Linked DNA regions of Homo sapiens: region 1 is linked to region 2. A link is a loop called in an ENCODE intact Hi-C map of the cell type or tissue named here. Cell type or tissue: adrenal gland. All regions are shown on one strand. Each heading gives the region's core, and the rest is flanking DNA. Links, peaks and the distances in the headings are about the cores only.

Region 1 (8,357 bases), core at 156-8,155, 48 kb before region 2:
TGACGGTTGTCTCAAGGAATGAAGACCTATTGCTGCCAGCTCTTTTGAAGAAATTTGAGGTTTTATGTGAAATATCCTGATTTTTAAAGGCTGTCTTGCTTTTTATTTTAAAATTCTTTGGGGAGGGGGCAAAAAAAATGTATTTGCAGACCAGGTGTGGCCATGGGTTGCCAATCTGTGGCCTTTGCACTAGATATCCTAAAGTCATTTTGATTCAACAGAGAGAGGTTAAAAGATGATTATTAGATTCATTGTATTTTTATTTTAAATCTGAAAATGTATAATTCACTCTCTATTACACTTTAAAAAAAAACACCTCACTCCCTCATTTATAAATCCTCACTCACTCCCCTTTTGGACTTCTGTTTTTAGTCCTACAGTTCTCCTCTACTAGGACACCCCATGGCCACTGTCCCATGCACCAATTTAAATTCTGCTGGTTCTTTGAAGCTTGATTTAAATGCTAGCTCCTGCAAAAAAAACCTCCATGTTCCTCCTCAAATACCACTTTGTATAAATTATGATGTAGATGATCCAAAGTAAAGATCCACATTGATTTCCATTAGGTCTCATCACCCTTTCACCTCAGACGGTATAACCCAATAATCACTGTAATTATTCACTGTCACAAAAATGAAAGGCTTAGAGGGAATAAGATCTAATGTTCCATAACAGAGTAGGGTGACTATAGTTAAAAATAATGTACTGTATGTTTCCAAATAGCTCAAAGATACGTTTTGAAATGTTCCCAACACACAGAAACAATAAATGCTCGAGGTGATAGATATCCTAAATACCGACTTGATCGTTACACATTCTAGGCATGTAACAAAATATCACAAGCACCCCATAAATATGTACAAATATTATGTATCAATAAAAAAAAGTGAAAGGCCTAGAATCAATGGGTCAAGAGTCAAGTTTGATAGGACTCACCGCCAAACACATCTCCGTTCTGGTAGTTTTTCCCTTTCTGGGCTTCCTCTTCATTTTGAACAGTGGCAACATGCTTGGCGGAGGCACAGCCCATAGTCTCATTCGGTCAGCTTCAGCCGGGCTGAACTGCAAATCATCTCTACAGACACAGGGACATTTTTTTTCTTTAAACACAAAGAAAATCCACCTTGCTGCTGAGTTGGTCAAGATGTGTGCACCTGCAAGAAAAGAAAGCTAGATTAGAATGGGCAGTGACTGCAGCAAAACACAAGCCTCACTATGTTGGTGTGCTGTGCCCTGCAGTATACTAGAAGTCATGCACAGACCCACCCATCGCACTGGTGTTGTGGTGGGCACAGAAGAACCATGTGCAGCGTGGCCCATTCTCACTTGATTTCCCACTCAGAAAGCAAGATGGAAAGGCATGTCCCTATGCAACACATGGCCAAGGAGTGAACTTTTTGAGGAGATACCAAAAATACGTATTTATTCAAATACGTATTTGGGCACTACTGCTTGCCATACATACTCTTAAAGTACCTGTAAGTTTACTAATGTTCTGAAATCTCAAAAACTGTCGAGGAAGGAGAGCCCACTCTTGAGATCCACCTAGTTCAGGAGGCTGGGAAAAGCTCTTCATCTTCCTCATTCTACCCTGAAGCCAGCCCTCCCAGCTCCTCAAATTTTGCCAGGAAACGGTAGCCATCCTCCTCAGACTGGTACATGGGCTACTTTATACATTTCTGGTTAAGGCTGTAAATAATTCAGTATTTTATTTTACCTGAGGTGACACTGTTTTGGAGACAAAGGAAGGAGATGGGGCAAGGTCTAAAACTTACTTCTGTCCATTTTCTGCTTAGCTAGCCAAATGTTTTAAGGATTGGGCAGAAGACGTCAAAATATGAAGAAAAGCAACAAAGCAGTTGTCAAGCTTTTGGCGTAAACTTCATGCTTCTACCGATTTCTCATAAAGGCTTAAAGAGTATTTACAGATACACTGCAAAAGAGATAATCTTCAAATTGACTTAAGTGACTTTACCTTTCCCTGCCCCATCCAAGGTGGCTCCTCAAATTCTGAGTGTTTGCTCTGCTCAACTTGCTCATTTTTGTTTTATGCTTTCATCATCCTCACCCAACCATTCCAGGCCTATAGATGACTTACTCCAGTCTTGTAAATGTTTCTTTTGAAACATCTCTCCTACACATTCCTTTGTTTCCATCCCTCCCACTGTAATACAGGCCCTTACCTCCTCAGAGTCCTGGCAGAACAAAGAAGGCATCAAGCCTCTTTGAATCTTCATCAGCACCCACGTCCCACTGCCCCCCGCCCATGAACAGTGGAAGTTTCTCAAGTTTCACAGATAGTGCTACTACACAGTAGCTATAAGCTTTCTCTACCAAGAAGACTAGAGCTCCTAAACCCTCCTTGCTAGGGCACTAAGGACATCTCTGGATGTAGAAATTTAATCATTTAAGCCATAAAATCTCAGCAAAGAGAATTTTTCAAATTAACATAATCGATCTAATAAATGAACTTAGATAAAAAGGCAGTGATCTTAAATTAAGCCAAGCAAATACAAATTGCCATAAATATTGACAATGACTATAACATTGGTCATTTCTCATATAATTCTTCAAACTATTCTCTATCAGTGGTTATGTTAAATTATTAATAGGAAGTGTAGAGTTGGTTGGTAAAGTTCTACAAACCAGGAAGATTTTCTCCTAGATGGCTAATGTTTATATCTTCCCCATACTTGATGTAACTTAATGTTAACAAGTCTTCATCTCAAACTATATGAAATCCAGGCCTGTGGATGGACACACACACACACACACACACACACACACACACACACACACACACACCCTATTCCATTATTTAGCAGTAATGTCTTCAAGGCTACAGTATTTCTATTTGATGGTCTATTCATACTGGTGTATAGAGCTCAGGGGCCTTATGGAGAAGAGATGCTGACATTTAAAAAATTGCACGCAATACAGTGTAATACAAGCTCTGATTGTGGTTTCACAGGAATCTATGGCAATGCAGAATTCAAAAAAGCAGATTAGATTATGACTGGGCAGAGGAAAGAAGTAGTATTTTTGTAGGGTATCAAAGGTTTGGTAGAAATTTACCAGGCTGAAAGGATGGTAGCATTATTCAGCTGCAAGGAACAGACTGAGCTAAGACACTAGAATGTGGAAGAGCATGGCCTATTTGTGTGTGTTCATTTCAGAGGGGTCAGGTGGGGATGGGGGGGCAGGGCTGAGGACTGGACTGCTGATACTTCGTGAAGGGCCTGCAGAAGGCCTTGCTACCTTCATTCAACTGAATAAAGGACATCGTAAGACCATAGGTACTCTTTCTGATCCAAGTTAGAGCACACTGTGAGAAAATATTAAATGAGTTGTGGAGAGGTCCATTCTGTCAACCTGTCATAGTTTTTGAAGAAACATCAATGAAATATTAGACAAGAGGGAGAGGACAAGGGGTTCAGCTGTAAAGGTGGGAGAAGGGAAGAATCCCCTCTCTAACCCGGAGGCTGCTGCGAGTTGCTGTTTTTGTTGCTGCAGCCAATGCTGTTGCTACTTCTGCTTTTGCTGTTGTTGTTGTTGTTATTGCTGCTGCTATTGCTGCTGTTTTGGATTCCCAGCCAGCACCTTCTCAGGGGCAGCATCCATCCCCCTGCTTCCTCATCCCCAGCATTATCACGTAAGGTAACAGGCGTGGGCTCCCAGACATGATTCCTTACTGTTCAAAAAGGAAGTATGGGAAAACGACTTCACACTTACACATATGCAGGAGAGATTGAAGTGAGAGGGCGAACCTAGGTGGCTTCCCTGCCACCTCTTCAGAATAAACTAAGTAAAAACAGGAGAGAGGGGGCAATCCTAACAAAATCAGGGTACACTGAGAATTAAGAGACAACTTAACAATCATCCTCTTTGAGAGTCCTCTTGCTTTTCCAATTTCATATCTACAGCCTCTTATGCTATCAAAGAAGCAAAGGGAAGAATTGAAGCCATGACTTATCCTTTGCTACTCCCGAAAAGCAGTTAGTGGTATTTCTTCTGTGTTTTAAAAGTTGTGTTTGCACAAAAAAATTTTATTTGAATTTTAAAGGTGGAAATTATTTGAAATCAAATACATTGCAGAAGGCTAACAGAAATAAGACACAGAAGAATGGCTCTTTTTTTTAAAGGATGTCTCTATTATTCAAGCATTGGGGTGAGGGGCAGGTTAACAAGCAGATTAGACATGATTTACACCCAATTCAAATGATGACTCAAGAAATTTCAATTTAATTACACATATTTTAAAGCACTATAGCTCAATATGAGTTCTCACCAAATTATAAATAGGTATAGATTTTGTTTCTGAAACATATGTGCTACATTATTTTATAGCAGTAATTCAAATTTAAGAGTGATGCTTTCAAGTTTCAGGACCTCATCAGGAATATATTTTAGTAATTTACTCATTTGAAGGTGATAATTATGAAGTCATTTGAGGGGCAAAAGATCTCTAATTCACAAAGTTAATCATAGATCACTGAAGAAAGTTTTTTACTATGTCATTTGGATTCTGCACATAAACACTTGTCCAATTATTCATTCATTTAATCAACAGATTTTGATTTTAAAATACTAAGTGACAGATATGTGTTTGGTAGGTATTGTGCATATAGTGGCAAACAAGGCAAGATATATGTTTTTCTTCTCTATCCCTATAGAACAAGAATGATCAGAGAAGGAGATAATTAGAAAGACCAGTTTTGCAGCAATGACGTACAGCTATTGCAGCTTAAATACAGGATGACAAGAGAGTTCACCTCACAGGCATTTGGCTCAGCTTTGGAATGGAGCATATCAAGAAATGTCAGGTTAGAGACCTGAGCAGAGCTAAAGAAACAGGATTAAAATATCCCTGATTTGTATCTCTTTTATAGCCTGATATAATGTCAAGGTTTCATTTCTACCGAAAATTCTTTCACTTAATCTCAATCCAACTGAGACCTCACACTGAGCAGACCTTCAAAAACATATCCCCAAAGACCGCTAGAATCATCTGCTCAAAAGACGTTCCCTTCAGTTTATGCTATCCTTCACGTAAACTCCAGCATTTTTTTTTTTAGCTTCCATTTTTTCATTCGCTTTGCTCAGCTTTTCTCTCCCAACCTCACATGCTCTATTGTTTACCTTCCTGAAACCACAGCGCTTAGAGAGAGGTAAGTCTGATGGTGCAAACAAGCATGCAGAGACCACGACCTGGAGCAGCTCTGAGACTTTTGTTGTCACATGTTGTTATTACCAGCATGTTATTTCTGAAGTCACAGATCACAGTGTGAGAATTAAATCGAAGCATCCCTTTGACATTTGATGGAATCTTCTAAAACTAAGTCCCACTGAGGATGACTTTTCTTTAATCTAAATGATCTTTGTCATAGGATCATCAAGCACCTCTAAAAACATGAGGTCCAATTAACTGCCCCATGGCTTTGTGTAAACCCCTCCCCAAATGGTTGTATGTCTACATTATCTTGCCTTATATAATTAGAAGTGCAATCCACGATACCATGAGCTAGCCTAATTGAATGCCATCTTTACAGGACATTTTTCCCACTTTTGATAAAATAATCAGCAAATTTGTAAGCCCAGTTGAAATATTTTTAAAAATGTATAACCGTGCATGTTTATTCTTCCTCTCCTTACACCGTACCTCAAGGTGCTTCAGATATCAGAAGGGAAACTACTGTTCCAGAATACTTCATGTGACAACATGAGAAAGTTCTCCCCAGGCAAGTAGGTCCATTACTTTTGTATGAATACATATCACATATTACACACATGAAATACCTTGTCCTTTTATAAGGAAAGATTATAATAATTCTTTTCATTACCTTAGTTTTTTTTAACTAGAAACAAGGTTTCATTAAAAAAAATCCTACTTTTATAAAATTGGGAAGGAATAAAAAAAGCAAAATCTGTTTTTAAGAAAAAGCAGAGATATTTGAACTTTTTTTAAAAAAAGGCTACAGGAAAATATTTCTATTTACATAACATTATGTGTAATTTCACTTTCCACTAATTAGTCATGGACTTTTTCATTTTGGATACAAAAGGCAAAAATATTGTAGATAAATTCCCTGTCAAGAAAGGCACTTCTAAAATACGAATTAAAAGTGATACATTCCATAAAGAAATTCTAGGCCAAAAAGAACATGAGGCTTGGAGGACTGGAAAGAAATCAAATTCTGATTGCAACGGGCACACAGAGAGCTATGAAGTCAGCAGTTAAGCAAAGGATACAGCCACATTATTAATAGATCAGGAGCAAAGTGCCCCCTTTCTTCTTCTGATTAAAAAGGCAAATCAAGACAAGACACATCTAAAAACTCCTCTCTTTTATTGAAGAAACAGCTAACATCTAAGCTCCATAAAGGAAAAAATATATATCTATATATATATAAATAACTAATCAGTCTGTTTGCCCATCTGCTGGGCTTCACTGTAATGAGTGTTAATACAGCAGCCCACCGAGGGGGAAGAAGAAAGGCAACTTAAAAGTGATTTCTAATCTTGAAGCTTTGGTATCCTTGGGCTACTGTTAACACCATTTCACATTTCATTGTGAACGTTAAAAATAATACATAAAGAGATGTCACATTTGACATGAGAATAATCTAGAAAAGTCAAGCCTTTCATTACCCAACAATCGCTGGCATCACAGAACACATTCATTCCTCACCTCACACTCGTCTGATGGCATGACAATCGACAATATGCTATTAACTCCAAAGATACAAGGATTTTGGCTTCTGCCTTCTTTATGGGAAAACTCTCATGTCCACATATAGTAATTCTACAGAGTTGTCTCTCAGAAATGTAACCACAATAAGTGTTTATGCAATAGGACACATTTCTGCTAGATTCAGGCAGTAAGGTGTGGGGCCAAGGAGAAGAGGTGGCAAGTGGAAAGAGTGTTGGAGAGGGCATGAGAAGCCCGAGCTCTGGTCCCAGCTGTCACATGCCTGCCTCAGGACCACGGCTGGGTTTCATGTCTCTCGGCCTCTTTCTTAGACTCTATGATCTACCTCAACATATGTCCAAGTAGTGATATAAAGGATGAAATGACCACTTAAAAAAAAGCCATGTCTTACCTACATTCAATTTATTTACACTCTTTGTTTTCAGTACTAACTCAACTAGGACATACTTGCAAGTCTGAAACCTCAAAATTTTCAGGAGGCCCTATAAGGTCTAAAGATGATTACCAATGATGTTTTGGCCTAATAGCGTTGATTTCAATTGCGTATTTGCTGGAAAAATAAACACAGCTTAGATCCCCTATTTCTTCTTCTCTATCTTGCCTTTAATGAATGAAATTAATTTTAACAGTATTTCTTATAGGGAGCTGGTTAGAAAAAGTTGGTGCAATAATTGTTCTTCAGCTAAGGATTTAAGAGTGTTGCACATTTCTCCTGCACCAGAAAACTCCTCTGTGTTACCTGTGTATGTTGACATGAGCTCATGCATGGCTGACACTATTTCTGAGAAGGCAAGAGAGGAAAACACCAGCCCCTGATTAAAGTCACACATTCACAGCTGTGTGGACCCATGCAGAAGACTTATGCTGCTTCTAGATTTGCTCCTCAGTGGTCAAAGGCAATGGCAGATATTCCTGGACTTTGAGTTCTCTTTCTTGTTCTTTTTTTTTTTTTGAGAAAGAGTCTTACTCTGTTGCCCAAGCTGGAGTGCAGTGGTGTGATCTCAGCTCACTGCAACCGCCACCTCCTGGGTTCAAGTGATTCTCCTGCCTCAGCCTCCCTAGTAGCTGGGATTACAAATGCATGCCACCATGCCCGGATCATTTTTGTATTTTTAGCAGAGATGGGATTTCGCCACGTTGGCCAGGCTGGTCTCGAACTCCTAACCTCAAGTGATCTTCCCATCTTGGCCTCCCAAAGTACTGGGATTTCAGGCGTGAGCCGCCACACCTGGCCTTCTTCTTCCACTTCTAAGACCCAGAATACCAAAGGTATTTGCAAGAGGTCTTCAGCTTGTGTCATGGGGGACCTCTGCACCACTGCTTTTACAGAAAGACACCTGTGACTAGAATTTCTTGACAGATGTGCTGCTGGTTCCCCATGTCACTTAGGACAAAGCCATGTGATTTCCTTGTTAGTATCTTAAAATTAATAATAGCAGCACCTGTTTTCCCCCTTTTTTTTCTGGACTGTTTTGAAAATCTAAGTAGATAAGAAAATGCTTTGAAAAAGCACTTATATATGCAAGGTGATATTCTGCGTGTACTCTGCTATGCCAGGTGGACAACACTTCTAATCAGACGTGGGGCTTTTCATGAGCACTGGGTGAAATCAGCTTGCCCAGAGGGCCCTCATAGCAGGCAACTTTGC
Region 2 (8,357 bases), core at 118-8,117:
GTTTGTCATTTTATTAATAGTTGGCAGAAAAGAAACATTAATCAAAGCCTTACAAATCGTAAACTGTGCTGTTTGAAATCACAATCCTCATATCTGAGGAGGGGCTCAGAGTGGAGGACAGTCACTGGCACATCAAACATCTAATTGGCTGAAAAGTTTCTGATCATCTGATAGACACTTTTGTGCAGTATTATTACCTCTACTGATATATTCTCAGTATCACAGATCATAGACAGAGGCTACCTAGAGTTGCCAGGTTTAGCTTAAAAAAAAATAGGCTCCCCAGTTAAATGTGAATTTCAGATAAACAATGGATTTTTTTTTTTTTTTTTTTTGTGAGACGGAGTCTCGCTCTGTCGCCCAGGCTGGAGTGCAGTGGGGTGATCTCGGCTCACTGCAAGCTCCACCTCCCGGGTTCACGCCATTCTCCTGCCTCAGCCTCCCGAGTAGCTGGGACTACAGGCACCCACCACTTCACCCGGCTAATTTTGTTTTTGTATTTTTAGTAGAGACAGGGTTTCACCATATTAGCTAGGATGGTCTCGATCTTCTGACCTCATGATCCGCCTACCTCAGCCTCCCAAAGTGCTGGGATTACAAGTGTAAGCCAGCATGCCCAGCCAAACAATGAATTATTTTTAGTATAAGTATGTCCCAAAGTATATCACATGGGATATACTTATCCTAAAAATTATTTGTTAAAAATATTATAAGTAAAATACTCTTTGTATTTTTAGTATACTGTATATTACCTGGCAAACCCAACACTGTCTTGTGGTTATGCTACTAAGCTGCTGGAACATTTCAACTGAATCTTAGAACAACAGATCCGTCTAAGTACCTTGAGTTGCCCTCACACCAAAATCCAGTAATTCTTTTATGCCAGATGGTGCCAAATGTGACTAAGCAGACACCTCAACATAACATCCACAGTGTCCATGGAAACACGTACAAAAACTGTCTGCCTGCTTTCCTAAATTAATTTAGAATCATACAATCACAGAATTTTAGAATTGGAGACTTGCATAGATTCTTTTTCTTAAGAAAAAAATTATGTCATTTGCAAACGACATAATTTACAAATGATGCAAAGACCTTTCCTACAACCAGTTACCCATGTGGGGGTAAGGAGGGTGTCATGAACTCCATGCTGAACTATAAGGTACCCAAGAAGATGCCAGGGCCTCTCCAGCCCCAGAATCTATTTATTCTTTCAATGCTAGCAACGTGCTGAGGTCCATTTCTACAAGTGGTGCTATAAATAAAAAAGAAATGGACTATGCCCTCCTCTAGGACCAAATCGCTGTTGAATTCATCTGAGTAATCAAAGTGTTTAGCACTCATTGGGCACTTAATGGATGCTTGGTGAATGAATGAGTGACTGTGTTGTCTGGAGTCAATGAGACAAAAAGTGTGTTGGACTGGGTTGGGGGATGGAGCCAGGGGTAGGATCAGATGGGGAAAACTGTGCAAGGAATGTAAGCTGGGGGGCAGGGTGACCACAGCCCCTGCCCTGAGTCCATTTTCCTGACCAGATCCTTTTATTTGGCAAGTCCTTAATAGCAATGCAGAGATGTCATCACTCCCTGCATTTGGGTCCTCAGAAAAGCAACAAAATCTCATCCCAGGTTCAGCTCAGACCCAGCTTCTTTCCCTGTCTGGGCCCATTTTATCCACCAGGGGCACAAGCACAGGCCAGTGTGCCACAGACTTTCCACAGACCTATGGAAACATCCTAGACCCAAGGAAAACATAATTAGCTCTAAGATACAAAAGTAAATCAGAACTATGAAAATTTACAAATGTTTGCTTAAATGTCTACAAAGTATTACTTTAAGGTCAATAATCAACTGCAACTTGATGTTCGTATCATTAAGTATAAGTCATATTTAATGTAGGATGTAGGTATATTTTGTTAATTCTGATACAACATGAAGTGTGACCAGCCCTCTTCATGTTCTTTCTCTCTCCCATCTGAAGCTGCTCTAATCACAATGCAAATTACCTGGTAGACCACTTCTTGCAACATTTAGAAAAAGAATTATTTCTTCTGGTCCCTCCCTGCCTCCTATCCTCTTCCTCTTCTCAGCTGTTCATTGAAGTAATGCCCTGATTTTAAATGTTTTTTCCATGCAGCACATTTGTTTACCTGTAAAGTTTCATACTGTCCCCTATACAATGATATACCATGTGGGACAGCTTAAGAATTCAGTGTAGATCTTCTGGAAAATGTTCCAATAGTTGACAAATGGAAAAAGGCACAAATATTTAAAATGGCTAACTTTCAAAGATTATGCACCATACCTAAATTACTGTGGTCAGGAAGGTACTGATACCTCACAACACCCACTGAAGTGGGGTCTATTATCATCCTCATTTTATAGACAAGGAAACCAAAACTCAGAGGGCTTAAGTATCTTGCCCAAGGTTGTACAGCTGAACTAGTATTTAAAATTGAGCAACCTGATCTTGTTTTAGATAAGTCATTGAGTGTTCCAGCCCTGGAGTCCAGTGGACATAAGGCCCTTACCTAAGTCATAAGGCCCTTACTTAAGAGTCGTTCAAACCTGTAAGAATGTCAGGATGGCTGTGCCCAAAATGAGCTAAGAGTACAGGAAAGTATGTGGAGGGTGGGAGGAGAAGAAAGATAACCAAACAGATTTTTCCAAGCAAGGCCGATGGCAAAGATGGAAAAGGTAAGATGTAAATGCCTGAAATTGAAGGCAGAGTTACTTCAACCTATATTTTGGAGCTGGAGGGTCACTAGATCAGGAAGTGGAGTTTCCTATTGCTCAGAGCTGAAGGGAGACATCAATTTCATTCATTTCAACCACATCATTTGACAGATGGGTGATCAAAGCCAAGAAAGGTTCAATAACCTGCCCAAGATCACCCAGCTGAAGAGAATTCCAGGGACCCAGACTCCACTCTAGTGCTCACTTCTTTCCTACCCCTAACTGTCTCACTGGTCCTGAAAGTGAGAAGGGAAAGGCAAAAATCATTGGGGGAAAAAAAAAGCAATCCAGGACAGATCCTGACCTCCAAGCCTCTCTGAGAAATCTTTAGGGCTCCACAGAGTAAGAGAAGCTCATACAAACAGAGACATGTCAGATTTTATTTTATTTTTTAATATGGGAGTAGATTCAGGAAACTAAACCAGTAGAGAGATTTCTGTCAAAGCTAAAAAGTAGCTTTAGCAGATTTTTGTAAGCACTAGGCACTAACAAGGATTCACTAAGAATATCATCTCAAGTTAACTTTTACACCCTGGTTTTGACGGAGTTCTTGGTGAGCAGGAAGTCTGGTCCACTTAGGGTGTCAAGATTTTGGCAGTGTTTGTGCCAGTCTGATATCTGGTGAATAAAATGGTAAAATAAGAGCTGGATTCAGCTCAAACATAACATTCTTACCTTCACCAGCCCTGGGCAGACCTAGAAACTTGATCCTCTCCATTGGCTGTGCTAGCAAAGGTGACATCTTCCTGTGGTTCCTTTACCTGTATGAATCTCCTAAGTACCCAGCCCCTGCACACAGGAGGGTCTCAATAAACGTAGGTTGAAGAAATGAATTCAGACTTTATGTTTATCCAGCCATCATCAGATGAGCATCTACAGTGTGTCAGGCATTGTGTTATCGCACCCAGTATGCCTTGGTTAGACAGACAAGGTCCCTGCCTGCTCCCAGGGAATTTAGAATCTACTGGGAGGGAAAGGCATTAGGAATAATTATACAAATAATTATCAGCATTCAGAAGGGAAAGTACCTGATGCTAAGAGAGGCACATTAGGGAAGATTTCTCTGAGGAAAGGACATTTAAGCCAAGAATCAAGATAGGAGTTTGCAAATTAAAAGATAGGAGGAAGACCGTTTCAAGAAGAAAGAGCCTAAGTGAAATCCCACAGGCAGGGAGATGCAGGCATTCAGAGAACTGAAAGACAACCTGTGGGGATGAAATAGGGTGGAGCGTACCCCAGAGAGAGGTGGGTGGGTCTCGCTCAGGGTTCCTCCTCTGACACCAATGGGGTGTGTTACTGAAGGGTTTGAAGCAGGGGAGCGATGTAATCAGACGGGCTCTTTAAAAGATCGCTCTGAGGGTGCTTGCAGAATAAATTAGAGGGAGAAGGTAGAAGACCACCAGTTAGGAGACTCCTCAGTAATCCTGGCAGACGAACTGATCATGAAAGTAGAAGACCACCAGTTAGGAGACTTCTCAGTAATCCTGGACAGACGAATTGATCATGCACTGTTCTGAGGACTCACCATTACATAAAACAACGCCAGAGATAATTTATGATTGGGTAATAATTTGGAGGAAGAGCTTAACACAGGGCCACATTTCTCCAGGGCTCCGCCCTTGGCCCTGCCCTTTCCAACATCTTTATCTTGATCGGGATGATGCCAGAAGGGAAACTGGCAGAGCTGCTGAGTACATAAATCTGGGTGGGATGGCCAATATCAAAGACCCAATTGAATCACTATTTGACTCTCTTTATAGCCTCCCTGAAGGGGAAGAGTCATAAAGACAAAAACTATATGGTCTCCATTCTCAAGGAACTCTCTTCTAGTGGCGGAAGTGTGGACATAACAAATACTAATTCAAGGCGGACTGAGATAAGGTCTATATCAGTGCTGTAAACAAAGCTGTGTGAATGTCTACTGGTAAGAAAAATTAATTCTGCCAGGCAAGTAAGGAAAGGTTTTTCAAAATTGGCCTCTGACCTTGCCCTTTCAAGCTAAGTAACATTTTGAGGGGTGACAGAGGGGAGGAAAGGGCAGCATTCCTGGCAGCAGGAAAAACCTGAATAAGGCAACAACAGAGGGAGGCAAGACTGCTGGAGACCATGGGTAAGGCAGGCTACACTCCATATTTTAAGACACCAGGATCAGTGCCAGGCATGGTAGCTCATGCCTGTAATCCCAACACTTTGGGAGGCCAGGATGGGAAAATTGCTTGAGCCCAGGAGTTTGGAATCAGCCTGGGTACCACAGAGAGACCTCGTCTCTACAAAAAACTTAAAAATTAGGCATGGTGGCACATGCCTGTAGTCTCAGCTACTCTGGAGGCTGAGGCAGGAGGATTGCTTGAACCCAGGAGGTGGAGGCTGCAGGGCCAAGATCACACCACTGCACTCCATCCTGGGTGCCAGAACGAGACCTTGTCTCAAGGAAAAAAAAAAAAAAGATATCAGGATTATCATCAATTTGCTGGTTTGCAAAGTCCTTCCACATACACCATCTCAGTTAATCTAATACCCACACTGAGGTCAGGACGGCTAATCTTGATTGACATCTAAGAACATTACATCACCCAATCACATGGGATAGAGCCAGAAGTCACACCCAAACATTCAGGCCCCATTCATGAGCCTTATTCCACTATTAATTAGATGGGGCAAAGCCAATGGTGTGACATTTAACAGAAATTAAGTTAAAGACCTCCACCTAAGTTTTTTAAGATGTTCATAAATGCAGGATGGAGAACATCTGACTCTGCCCCATTCAAGGTATACAGGGCTAGGTGTTCTGATAACCAGAAACTCAACATGTGCTCGCAAATACTATGCTTCTGCTAATGTATCTTCACTACAGTTGGAGATTATGGTAAATAATGGCCCTTATGTGGGAGGAAGTCAGTGCACTGACTTTGAAGTTGACAGCCCTGCATTTGATTTCCAGTACTTCCACTTACTGGCTGTGTGCCCGTGAACTGGAAATTACTTCACTCCTCTGAGGCTCAGTTTCCCTATCTTAGTATTAGCATACTAAACCCATCCAATGAGGGCTGTTGCAAGGCTGAATGAGAAAATGCAGATAATGAGGCTTATGGAGCCGGGCACATTCTCTTAGTGTTGGCCTTTATTAACTCTCATCACAGCTCTCTACCAAGGTTAGAACACATCTGAGACACCATACTTCATTTCTGGTTCCACAATTTTGAGAGATATTGAAAATTTACAGAACGTTTGGGAAGGGTTATCAGGACAGACAGTTTGAAAAAGCACTAGTCTTGCAAGTCTGGACAATGGAAAGCCTAAATTCTTGTCCTAGTTTTGCCACTAACTAGCTCTGCGATCTTAGGCAAGTCACAACTTATTTGTGACTCAGCTCCTATCTGTAAAGTGATGAGGGCTGAGATATGAATTGTAAATGACTTCTAAAGTCTCACTCAGCTCCAAAAGTCCTTAAGTTTTATGAATTCAGCCTTAGGAGGCCCTTTTAAGGGAACTGGATTTTCCACAGAGAAGACAAGGAAGCTCCATGATACGGTTTGTAAAAATGATAAAAGCAATCACAAAAAAAGAGAATGTCAGTGTATTACAAGAAAAAATTAGAAAAGTAGGACCAGTAGGAGACAGGCCTAAAATAAAGGAGATTTCACTCAATCCAAGGAAAAAAGAACTTTCCAACAATAATAATTATTCAATAATGGACACCAAGTATGAGACTAGACTGTGAGATCCTCAAGGGCAGGACTATTGTATTAAACTTTACGTTGCCAGCACCTACCCCAGTAACAGGCATTAAGGAAACCCTTAAATGATAGATTGATGGATGGATGGATGGATGGATGGATGGATGGATGGATGGACGATGGGTGGATGGATGAGTGGAGGGATGGATGGGTAGATGGATGGATGGAAGAAGAGATGGAAGGAGGGATGAATGGATGGTTGGCTGGAGAGGAGGGAAAAACTGAAATAGGGAGAAAGGAAGAAAGGAAAGAAGGAGCTGCTTAAGGAAGAAGTGAACTTCCCCTTCCTGGTGTGTTCAGGCATCATCAGCTGGATAACCATCTGTAAGGGGTGCTGCAGAATGGATTTCTATTCTGTGTAGGAGGTTTCACTAAAGGTCTATGTGATATTTATTTCCTCATTTCTCTCTCCACTAACTCATCCTACATATTTTTGTCAGATTAATCTTCCTAAAGGACAGTTCTGTTGATGTCACCCTCCTACTCAAAAAATCTCAGTGGCTCCCCATTGCCTATTCAGTTAAGGCCGCAATCCCAGTATTTGAAGGCTTCATTCCTGCTCTGCCTTAAGGACTTTTATTCATTTTTCAAAACCCATCTTGGATATATCCTCCATCATGAAGACTTCTCTTCACCTTTCATCCTCACAAAGTTATCTGTTTTGTACATTATTGCATAGATTATAATTTACTTGGTGACCATTCTTCTCTTCTATGAGACTGGTGAAGTTCCTGAATGAGGAAGGAATCTTTATTTCTGCACCTCCAACAAGTAGCAGAGTACCTGACTTTCAGCAGTTATTCAGCAATAATAAAAGTAATTGTTTATTGCTTATCATAAACCAGGCATTCTGTTAAATCCCGATACACATTGTCTCCTTGGCTCTTTATAACAACTCATTGTCCCCATTAAGTAAACAAGGAAGTGGAGGCTTAAGGGAGGATAAATAGTTTACACAAGACATAATGCCAATGGATGGTAGGGGCTGGATTAAAACCTAGTAGTACATGCCTTAACGTCTTGCGTATGAACCACTCCACAGGACTGCTTTCCCTGCAGCAAGTCAATCTGTGCCAGACAAAACATTTTATTCGTTCAGTCCATCAACACTTACCAAGCCATTGGGGGACAAGTTCTGTACGTAGAGTGACCTCAAGAAGCTTTCTGTCTAACATGTGAAATAGACAATTCAACAGTTATGGCAAAGTGCAACAATGCTCTCAGAGAGATATGTACGGGAAGAAAATCCTATCAATCAAACTGAGGAGACAGGAAATATTAACAATAGAAAAGACTTCCAATTATCTACCGCATGCTGAATAGTGTGCTGAAAATTTTTTCACAAGGCTTTACAAATAAACTGCCGCCTAGCAAGGTTCTAGTGGAGTGGTTAAGAGCATAGTTTCTGAACTCAAAGAACCAGTGTTCTACTCTTTGTACTTCTACTTTCTAGCTGTGTGTCCTGAAGCGAGTTACTTACCCTTTCTACACCTCAGTTCTCCACCTGTAAAATGAGAATAATAATAGCTCCTACCTCATTAGGGATGTTGTTATGATTAAATGACCAGACCTATGCAAGGTGCTAAGAATGCTGCCTGGCTTACAGTGTTACACAAATTTTGCTTATTATTAAGCTACTTGACCAAGAGGAAGGCAAGTGTTTGATTCCAAAATCTGCAAGCATTTCAAACAAAGCCTTCCTCAGGAACACACCTAGGACAAGGTGATATTCGAGCTGAGTTTCGAAAGGGAAATGAGCGGGAGAGGATAGGATCAGCAACGGGAACATCCACACGGCCCTGATGCTGCACTATTGCTTATTCCTTTTTCTGCCTGATACTCTTTCTCTAGCCATCTTGACCCACTGAAATCTTATCCATCAGCC

What was found. A loop is a pair of places that touch in the nucleus more often than their neighbours do. Peaks named below come from ENCODE experiments on the same cell type or tissue, not always from the same donor. Only the 100,000 strongest peaks of a DNase experiment are listed, where the experiment ranks them.
Region 1: a loop joins it to region 2, with 1.8 times the contacts of the local background. A loop is called at or near these places in 2 of 110 quality-filtered maps.

What each region holds. Positions count from the first base shown.
Region 1 is chr1:184,470,183-184,478,539 of GRCh38, reverse strand. C1orf21 (chromosome 1 open reading frame 21) reads right to left here. Exons shown (of 6, transcript NM_030806.4): 2 at 937-1,154. The coding sequence starts at 1,030. Among named protein-coding and RNA genes, the nearest start is that of C1orf21, 87 kb to the right of the region's middle. In adrenal gland, for the core only: no CTCF peak of the experiment used is centred there; no DNase peak of the experiment used is centred there.
Region 2 is chr1:184,422,092-184,430,448 of GRCh38, reverse strand. The region is part of intron 1 of C1orf21 (chromosome 1 open reading frame 21); the gene reads right to left. Among named protein-coding and RNA genes, the nearest start is that of C1orf21, 39 kb to the right of the region's middle. In adrenal gland, for the core only: a CTCF peak has its summit at 4,801; no DNase peak of the experiment used is centred there; H3K4me3 peaks cover 920 bases; H3K27ac peaks cover 3,226 bases.